Linked DNA regions of Homo sapiens: region 2 is linked to region 1. The links are chromatin loops, found by intact Hi-C in ENCODE. Cell type or tissue: heart left ventricle. All regions are shown on one strand. Each heading gives the region's core, and the rest is flanking DNA. Links, peaks and the distances in the headings are about the cores only. Region 1 has its middle 26 kb from the start of MSTN. Region 2 overlaps MFSD6 (major facilitator superfamily domain containing 6).

Region 1 (5,388 bases), core at 96-5,095:
ACTATTTTAGAAACCAAGAATTTTAAGCACATTTATATTTTCTGTGTTTATAATTAGAATCCTAAAATTCTGTAGTTGAAAGGGATCACAGGGATATTCTGGTACAAACTCAAGATCGAAAGTTTGGCCTCTAGAAATTTAAGACATAATTTACACAATCAATTAGGCTTTGTAATCAATAAAGTAGATTACATGGCCTCTTCAGTTCTTAAAATGGTTCTATTTGGGCTACTTGTGTGTGTGTGTGTTTAACAAAAGAGGATAAACTACTAATTTGATACAAATAAGTTCTCTTCTACTTTAAGAAACATAGGAAACAGTTCTTTACTTTCAAAAGTAGGTCACTCTTGTAGCATATTTTAGTACAGTTTGAATAAATTCCTTTCAGTTATTATCAAAGTATCCTAGTGTTAGAATTCCTGTGAGATAGCAGACTTTCTGAAATAAATTCATATGTGTCAAACTGGAACTTTCTGTAATAATATTTTTCAGTCTTTTAGAATTAAATTTAAAATGAGTTTCTGTTTCAGTCCCTGAATGTAGACATGTGCCACTGACGTGCTGACAAGTTATCTGATTTACATGGCATTAGAAAGTTTCTTTTTAAAGGCAGTATATTGTTGAACTTTATAGGCATTTCCTATTCTTAGAAATATGAAGCAAAGTGTCAACTGGTAAACAGTAAAATTCAGTTCTCAAATTGTGTGGATGGTTCTTCTATTAATGTGTTAGCAACTCTACAGTAAAAATATCAAAGTCTTTTTATAAGGCTTACACCTTTGAAACAAAGTTATTCATTTATTACAACAAAATTTATGTTATTACCTATTATGTGCCAGGTATTGTGCTAGATGCCAGGGTATGTCTGTAATAAGCTAGAGTCCATGCCCTTCAGGAGCCTACAGAAAAGAGCGGACATTAAAAATAAGCAGGCAATTAGACTACAGTGCGCTAAGTATTAGTACTGTGATAAGAAAGTACTAGTGGTAGGGGAGAAGTAGGACAGGACATTGATAGAAACCATTTGAGGGACCTGTTCAGCTCACACACTTTTCCCTGGGAGTCACCTTCTGCCTTTTATCAGAGCCTTGTCTGAACTATGTACCTCCATCTTTCACACATGATCAGGCAAGGGATACAAACCTTACACAGGCTAGGACTCAAAGACACGTGATCAGTTAGCTATGGCAGCTAACTTGGTTATATAAAATCAAGACTGAGGTGGTTGTTTGAGGCTATACATAAGTAGAAAAAAGACTGTTCTGAAGAAGTCTGGAGAGGAGACTCAATCCACTTGGGAAGAATCTGCTTTGAAGCTATCTCACTAATGTGCCTGGCGAATTGGTGCTGGCTATTGACAGGAGGCCTCAGATCTTCTCCATGGCACTGTTTGAGGCATGGCAGCTGGCTCTCAGTGAGCAATCCAAGAGACCAAGGCAGAAGCTGCAATGCCCTTTATGACCTAGTCTCAGCAGTCATACACCATCACTTTCACTGTGTTTGTCACCAGGCCATCCCCTACTTACTGTGAAAGGAGTGTATAGAAGGCTTTCTTCGCTTGCTAACAACTAGAAATAAACCCAACTACCTGCCTAGATGAGGACTTTAACACAATAATATTGGAAATGGCAGCAGCAGCAGGAGTGCTGCAATTGAAAAGGGTAATATCAGTCTCTCCCAAAGGAGCAGGCAGGTAGTTATAAGGAGAAAAAAGGGACAATGAGATTACATTTGCACACCATACACCTACAAGAACTACTCTAGGTTAAGTAGAGTAGTTTGGGGAAAGGGGCATATATACCAGGCCAAAGGACTAGAAACACTGCTCTGCATGGTGTAAGAAGTTAACTCTCCTTGACTCCTAGCACAATTGAACCAGTGTTAGGTTTTGCATAGTATATGGAATTTGTGGAGGGCATTTGGGGCAGACTGAACCCCTCTGGAGTAGTCCTAAATTGAATCATAGTCCTCAAGAGTCCTAAGACTTAGGACGTAAGACTCAAGACTTACTCTTAAAACTTAGGACTCTGGGGAGTCCTGTGGTTTTTCGGGAGTAACACTTTGCTGAATGTCTACCTTTGAGCATCAACAGTGATCCTCAAATTCTTTATGGTGTATGTACAGTCACTAAGTTTTTAGGGCAAAAACATGTAATATTGAAATTAGAACTGGCGTTGAAATCCTTACCCTGCTCTTGGATATATGAACTAGTCTATTCTGGCTTCATGTACGTAGCAAGTTAACTATGGAGGAGTAGAAGCCATTAGAAGAATTCTAGAATTTTCAAAAAGGGGTTCTAAAGGAGCTGAATACATTTTTCAGGTGTACATAGAATTTTTAAAAACCTTCAGGATAGGACTGAATTTTGTGTTTTGTTTTAATGTAATCTCATATATTTAAAGAAATATACTTACTCATCACAGTTCTCAGAGGCAAAAAATTAAACATAGCTAATCAAATAAAATATATTTTTCTGAAGGACCCCAGAGTCAAAGGAAGTAAATGATCTCCAATTTCAGCGTAAAAATAAATAAATAAATAAATGAAAAGAATCAGAGAACAAAAACAGCAACAACAAAACCTAGTTGAAATGGACATGCTGAGTACATTTGAAGATCGATTTGGATTACATTTAGGTACAAAGAGAGTCTATGTCTCAGATGGAAAAATCAAGACAAAGGGTAACTGTGATTTGCACACAATCAACTACAACATGAAAGAGCATTGGACTCAAAGCTCGATGTGGCTATAGTGACCCCTGCTGGAGCCTATCTTTTAAACTAAAAACCTAAGTCAGGGCTTCCATGAGAATAACTAAAATTTTCATAGAAAAACTGATTTTGAGAGCTGGGAGAACGCTTAGAGGACATTTAGCATAACCTCCTTACTTCATAATTGATGAAACAGGCCTTTGGCCCAGAGAGGTTAAATGACTTGCTTTAGGTCACACAGCTGGGATTACCAGAATGTAAAGATGTCTCCTCAATTCTTGGGCCTGTTTCCATCAGTGGAGTTTTCTGTTACAACTAATAAAAGTATCTATAACACACAAAATGAGATGTCCAGGAAAAATCTCTTACACTGATTTTAAAATATTCACTTGATCTAGTTAACTAAAACTCAATTTTGCCGAAGAGAGAATTTCTAATTGATATTAACATGATACTTTTTTTTTCTTTAGCCTTTATGAGTTTATACAACTTTGTATCTGACTCAAATTTATTTTTGGAATGTTAAGTAGTTCTGTCCTTCACTAGGTTACCTATGTTCCACATCTCTATTTTAATCTTTTTGAAATATTTATTTGGATATTCTTTTTACGTCCTTTTCCATTCTTTGCCTCTAAAACTTGTTGATAATGTACTAAGCAAAGGGACAAAAAGGAAACGATGGTAAAGGACCTTATACTGGGATTTTCTGGAAGGCCTGACTCTGATTCTTACCCTCTACTCAGAGCTCTGGGACCACCCACTCATGAGTGCTCTTTGCATCTTCATTTTTCTTCTACCAATCAATACTTCTCTTTCTCCACTCCTTAAATCAGAGGTCCCCAGACATATCACGATCATGGGGTTTGTGCATTCACTCTCCTCTCACTGTACCAGAAGGCATAATCCTGGTCCCTGATCATATTCTTAGGTAGTTATGGAAGCTTTGGCAAAGTCACTTTACTCCTTCCACATTTCCTTTCTGCCATCTTTAAAATAGGTATAATAATATCAGCTATACATACTTTACAGTGTTTCAGGGATGATCTCTGTAATTTTTTCCTCTCCAATTATTCAAGCAGGTAGCCAGGTTCTTTTCTACTTTTTTGTGTGTGTCCGGAATTTTTTGCATGGGGAAAACTTAAGCCATCTGAGGTTTTAAAACTCCTTATCTTTTATACAAAAGATTATGGTAGGAGCCCTGGAGAAGGAAGGGAGAAGAGGGCTTTAAGTAAAAAGAACAAGATAGAAGATTGTCCCATTCTGACTAGAAAGGTTATAGAGGTTTATTGGTTTCATGACCAATTGGGAACACTATAGAGCCTGCTCTGAGGATGCCCCTGAGCAGGGTGGAAAGACCTCAGGGTGGAAGGGTTCATGATGTATGATTCAAAACCTAACTGGAAGACAGACAGAAGTAGAGATCGACATTGATTCACAGGCAAGTGGCACTTTGGCCAAGGAGTCAGCGGGTTGGAAAACAGAATTTGAGGAATGGTTAAAGGGAGGCCTGAGGAAGAGTTTTAGGACGGGCCTCTCAGAGTAAGCAGAGTGAGAATATCTGTGTCCCAAATTAATGCTTACTAAAAGGCATCCACTGTAAAACAGATTCTCAGTAATCAAGTAAAGAGTATGGCCAATCCTGTGGATGCCAGTTAGCTGCCTCCCCTAGCTACCCTGGCGCTTGTACAATGGGCCCATGAACACTTTGGCCCTAGCAACGGGCATGTTGATCACGTGTGGGCTTAAGAACATAGGATTCTTTTCTCCCACTATGATCTGGCTAGTCTCACTGATGAGAGATTTAAGGAATCTGAGTTGAAGAAATGGTTTCATGTCTGTTGGAAAAATCTGACTTGATTAAATGGTAGAATAATCTATTGACAACTTATGTTGCCACTTGTAAGACTAGGTTGCTGTCCCACAAGTTATTGTATATTTCCCAAGCCAGCAACTAATATATAATGCTATTTCTTCCATAGCCAGAATACTTAGATCTGAAAATGAAAGTGTAAAAGTATTGGTGGTTCCATTATTATTCCTAATGACCTACTCACATAACTTTTGTTTCCAACCTCACAATGTTGTGCTCTTAGTTTCCATGGAAGGAATACTTTTTCCAGGAAACACTAGAAGGGTTCCTTTGAATGGAAGCTGAGACTGCCACATCAGCCACTTTGAGGTCTTCAAGGCACTGAACCAACAAGGAAAGAAAGGGATTACTGTATTCGCTGGGACAATTAATCCTAATCATAAAGTGGGAAAAGTGGTGGTACTACAAAACAGAGGGAAGACCATGTCTCAAAGGCAAGACATTCTCTGAGCAACTCCTTTCATATCCATATCTGAGCAATTCCTTCCATATCCATGGTAAAATTTACAAGATTAGAGCAAACCAAGCCAAGCAAGAACCACAATGGTTCAGATATTTCAGGAATGAAGGTTCAGGTCACTCTGACTGATAAATAATAACACCTAGCTAAAATGATAACTGAGCAAAGGGAGCATGGGAAGGGAAGTGGAAGAGGGAGTTACAAATACCTACTATGGCCTCATAAATTGTGTAGACTGCAACCATCGTGCATATTTTCTAATGTTTCTCTTTCCCCATCTTCCTTGAGGTCTTTGAGGATTTGAACCTAATTATGGAATAGGTCAGGGTCTGGAAGTGATAAGTAGT
Region 2 (5,388 bases), core at 148-5,147, 410 kb before region 1:
TGTTTAATAGCCACATATGGCTTATGGTTACCATCCTGGACAGTGTAAATAGAGAACTTCCCATCTTCCCAGTAAGTCCTACCGGACAGTACAGAGCTGTGGGTGTGTCTGCTTTCCCTTCCTGATTTCCATGGCCCTGGCCAGAGTCCCTACCAACCTCTGGGTTTCCTGTGCAGTTATCAGTCCAGCCAACTCACCTGCAGAGTGTAAAGGGTCTGGTGTACCTACATTTCACAAAGCATCAGGAATTTGAAGCATTTCTAGGAATCTAGGAATATCTAGAAATCCTAAATGGAAATACAACCACACACATACACATATCAGGCATGTATGGTAATGGTTCAGGCTGGGCTGCTTTATGGCTTCCTCTGCCATAACAGATGCAGGGAATGGCCTCCCTGCCTCCTGGGGTGGGGTAAGGTGCTAAGCGGACCAGGGCTTTGACATTAGGAAGATTTGAGTTTGAATCCTGGCTTTGTGACCTTGATCTCATAACTTAAACTGTTAGCTTCAGAATTCTCTTGTTTAAAATGGGGATAGTGATAGGAACACCTCCAGTTTTTGTTAAGGGCAAAATGATAATCTCATCAGCACACTACAAGCACCCAATATCCACGGATGTGGTTCCCTTTTCCTAGATTCCCTGCTGAACTCCAAATTGGCAGAGAGGAATATTGCCTAAGTAATGGTCTCAGTACCTCAGCAGTACTGGAAGGAATTGCCAATTAGAGGGAAGCTATTAGCCAGCTATCCACTTCATGTGACCCATGGCAGGATTAATAAGCCAGTAAAGCAGGGTTGCTCTTCCTGTGAATTCCTTAACACTTTTCATGAGGTTTACTGCCTGCTGGACAATGTATGTATTATAATCTATTCCTAAAACTTGAGGAATAGTTCAATAATTAGCAGTTAACCACTTTGGATCCACACAAGCTCAGCACTCGGTAATTTACTGTTTCTACAACCATAGGAGAAAGAGTAGGAAGTAAGTCATTAAGGCAGTGATTACCAGCCTGGGCTCTGTGACACCCCTGTGTGTGTTGAGGGATCTCAAGAGGGGTTACAAAATCTCAAATCAAAATGTAATTTGAATTCACTTTAATATTTTTTAAGGTAGCATATGGCACTTTGGGGACAGGAAGAAAAAGTCACAAAGTCCACAAACCCATGAAGGTGTCAGCTCACAAGGCTGGAAATGACTGCATTATCGATTCTGCTGTCACAGTAAATGTTCCATAACAAAGGCATGTTGAATTTGGTCTCATTCATTAGAGTATAGGACTTTTGTTTGGTCACATCTTTATCATTTAAGAAACATTTAAAAATGGTATTCATTTTTATTTCAACATGTCAACTGTGCATTTCCAAAACAGCAGGCTTTTCAAAGGAATAAATCAGAACTGTAAACACAAGATACAGTACAAGTTTTTGACTTCCTACAGTCAGTTTCACAAATCCACATACTGTACATTCATAGGTGAGGTTAAGCCTGTCACCCATTTCTTTATTTCTATAATTACACAAGCATAATAAATACATCTGATTTTAAAGGTCACTTAAAATGAGTCATAATTTACAGTACAGTACGTTTCAGTTCAAGTGCAAAAAATAACTATTTGCTGAATTCTATTTCTTTCAGTTATTTTATTTTTAAGCTGTGTTTTATTGTGAAGCGAGACATCCAAGTGTAGAATTTCTTATCCCAAATGCAGTATTGGGCAGAACTATGGTGTCATGGAGAAGCCCTCACTTTACAATTGATCCTGTCTAATCAGGGTCAGAGGGTAAGGTGAGTTGCTCATTTCGACTGTTCTTTTCTTTCCTCTCTCTCCTGTGCTCATCCACAGCTATTATAAATTATATAATTCACCTTTATTCAGCTAAAACAGTTTTCCCTTTTCCACACTCCCCCCAGGTTTCCTGTTAACCTCTGCTTTGATTTTTAGTGGCAAGCTTTACGTGCGATCCACCCAGCCATTGTTCTGGCTGCAGTTGTAACGTTTGCAGTTGCATACATTACATTGTCCAGTGTCTGACTGTGTCTTCATGAGAACGAATATACTGAGATTTTCTTTCTTTAGTCATTGGAAAGTATAGTTGCTACTTATTGCCATCCTTCCCATTCATGGTTTCCTATTTACCACCTTTTCCTCACCAAAAACAAAACAAAACTGACCCAATATGTAATTTCTAAAAATTGTATCCTTCCCCCAGGCACTTAAATCTTATACTGTGATTTGTAACTAGTACTGCTTATTTAAGGAACTCTTAGGAATTCAGTGATTTTTGTGTGTTTCATTCCCTCAGCTAATTAGAGCCTGAATTACTATAAGATAGTAAATAGCGAGAGAGGCTATTTACAGTATCAATATATTTAGTAAACTCTTGTCTATCAAAACACAGGATACTGAGTTGGTTGGTTGATTTGAAATAATCGCTTGTTTCTGTTTTTTTTCTCAAAGCCCATTTAAAACAAAAGGCATTTTTAAGCTCGGCTTAGCTTGCAGTAGTTAATAATAGCTTCTGTTGCTCAAAGAATTATTTCCATTATATGCCATACACATATAAAAATATATTTGCTAAAGATATGTAAAGTTTCTGATGAAACTTTTAACTTCATTTTTTAACTTTAACTTTTAACTTTATTTTTAACAAAAGCACATGTGCTACTTTTATCTGGTTACTTTTTAAATATATCTTGTAATTTTTTAAACGGTTCTCTCCAAGAAAAAAGAAAGTATAGATGAATTCTATCTCTTCCCAGTTTGTGTTAGGAACCAAATAAGAATAAATAATCAGAAGAGGGAAATTATATCCACATTCACCTCGAAACACTTTCATTCCCTCCACTTACTTAGTGTAACTGCCGGTTTCAACTCTTACTGCACTGGCAGAGAAATTCTATCATCCTTAACCTAACCAAGCAAAGAACTGAAAGTCCTCATTGAACTCCATTTCCCTGTTGTAATTCCAATGAGATTACGAAAGTTTACCTTTTCCTGCCAATATGTACTGTAGCTCCTGTGTGTGTGTTTCCATGTTAATGAGTTTAGATATTTAGAAGCATATGCAGTGCTGTGCTCCTCCAGGGGAGGCATATCCTGGCTGGGGGGCCTCACCCTGTGTCCTGGCTGAGGAGCCTGATTCCATGCAGGGTGTGAGATGAGCAGGATGCCCTCAGTGTCCTCCCGCGGCCAGCTGAGCCTGCTGCTCTTCACTCTCCTCTGTGCACGGGTCCACACTGGGGTGAGCGGGGCTGGTCTGCGTCTGAGATGCTGCTGCGTCAGGGGATGGCTGGTTTCTAGATGGGTCAGAGTGAGTCTCACATGGGACAGGCTGGGCTCTACCAGCAGGAGAATTTTCCCTATTCTCATTGGTCCCCTGGAGGTAAAAAACAGGAGATGCCCCATGATCAGTGATAGCAAATAAATCCAACTTTTTATATATGCTTTCAAGTAAGACAGGAAACATGGGGAGATCATCCGGAAGTGCCCATTTCAGGGACCAAGTAATAGAGGAATAAGGATAGAATGTCTTACCTTTCATCTCCTTTCCTATGTGCAACTGCCAGAGCCGCATGAAAAACACAAACACTATAAGCAGACGTGTCTTGTGGAAAAAGGAACATTACTACCAAAATGTCTGTTAGTACTTGGTAAACAGTTTACATCAGCAAATATTTACTGAGCCCCCCAAGCCATGTGGCAAGTCGCTGGGCAAGCACTATGGAATAACTGAAACTCAGGCCGCTTGCTAAGACCACAGAATCCAAGAGCCAGAAGACACTTTGTCTAACAGGAGGTAAATAAGGGGTTCTTATCCTTGGAGGCAGAGCTGGGAAAGAATGTCCTGTAATTAAGAGTCCTGATATATATTTGGTATTTCAAAATGTGCACCAAAAGTTAGATAAGACAGAACATCCACATAAAGAAGTGAATGTAAACAAGCACTTGTGTAACCAACTGTAAATAACCATGAGTAGAACATCACCAGCAGCAATTTCCATAAATGCCATATTGGTTGTACAAATAAAAAAAAATTTAAATGGATTCTCCCCCAAATTAGTACCCATCACTTTTTGGCTGAACACCCAAATAAAAATGTTCATTTCTGTGATTCTACAATGAAAGAAAAAGAAACTTAGTATAATGACTTCTAAGAATAACTACAGCATACCTGCCAGTTTTTATTAATCCTAACATACCAGAAACATTTTATTTATTTATTTATTATTGTTATTATAATTTTGAGACGGAGTCTCACTCTGTCGCCTAGGCCGGAGTGCAGTGGCGTGACCTTGGCTCACTGCAACCTCCTCCTGCTGGGTTCAAGCAATTCTCTGCCTCAGCCTTCCATAGTAGCTGGGATTACAGGCACCCGCCACCATGCCCAGCTAATTTTTATATTTTTAGTAGAGACGGGGTTTCACCATCTTGGCCAGGCTGGTCTTGAACTCCTGACCTCGTGATCCACCCACCTCGGCCTCCCAAAGTGCTTGGATTACAGGCATAAGCCACCATGCCCAGCCCAGAAAAAAATTTATTAATCCTAACATACCAGAAAAAAAGCGCCACATCAAAAATTTTATGTGGCTTCTGTGAAAATGAGGATGAGTACACAAAGTAATGAAAATATTGCTACTCAAGCAGCAGATATTAAAATCATCCTTTCTCCTGTTTAGTCTTCTTGCTTTAAGGTATTAAAATCCTCCATATGCATCTCCCACCACAATATCTGGTTCTTGACTGAGCAGAGTAATGATGTGAGTTTATTATCTTGATAAATTAATAAATAGGATCATGCATGGACTAGCATGCATATGGTTATCAGTAAAGAACCAGATTTGGTTAAAATTTCACAAAGATTTTATGTTAGCTTACAAAGTGAGATTAATTAACAGTTCAACAAATTTTCTGAAAGGGGAATTACTCAAATGACCCTTATTTTTAAATCTTTCCCCTTTATTTTTATGTGTCCTCTGAAGCTACTCCAGACAAAGCTGACGTGACTTATCAAATAAAAGGGAGTGATTATCATGAGATGGGGGAACTGAGCCTATTTCTTTGGCTAAATTGTTTATAGAAGTTACACTCATTTTCCAAAGTCGGGATACACCTGTACAATTATCCACACTTTTATCAACATGCTTTAACTTTACTCAGGAAAGATCACTCCTCTGGGGACAAGAAAAATCACACTTTTAGACTTATTTTTCAGGTGAGGCCACCTGCATAACCATAATTCCACTGAGTTAGGTGTCCTATCAGACCCATACAGTGGCTCAGATTAATTAATTCAACAAATATTTATTGTGGTCCTATAATATAATGCCCCCACTAGAATTTTGGAATTACAGAGACAACCATCAATACTGAAATTTAAAACAAA

Evidence for each region. Hi-C counts contacts between places; a loop is a spot of excess contacts. Peaks named below come from ENCODE experiments on the same cell type or tissue, not always from the same donor. Only the 100,000 strongest peaks of a DNase experiment are listed, where the experiment ranks them.
Region 2: it touches region 1 in a loop (4-fold over the local background); 43 of 110 quality-filtered maps call a loop at or near these places.

Annotation. Positions count from the first base shown.
Region 1 is chr2:190,086,408-190,091,795 of GRCh38, reverse strand. It overlaps a transcript of AKAP19 not described here. Among named protein-coding and RNA genes, the nearest start is that of MSTN, 26 kb to the right of the region's middle. In heart left ventricle, for the core only: a CTCF peak has its summit at 2,752 (motif pointing left); no DNase peak of the experiment used is centred there.
Region 2 is chr2:190,498,008-190,503,395 of GRCh38, reverse strand. It overlaps MFSD6 (major facilitator superfamily domain containing 6), which reads right to left. Exons shown (of 8, transcript NM_017694.4): 8 at 1,082-3,381. The coding sequence ends at 3,178. It also overlaps a transcript of NEMP2 not described here. Among named protein-coding and RNA genes, the nearest start is that of NEMP2, 34 kb to the left of the region's middle. In heart left ventricle, for the core only: no CTCF peak of the experiment used is centred there; a DNase peak (open chromatin) is centred at 3,206.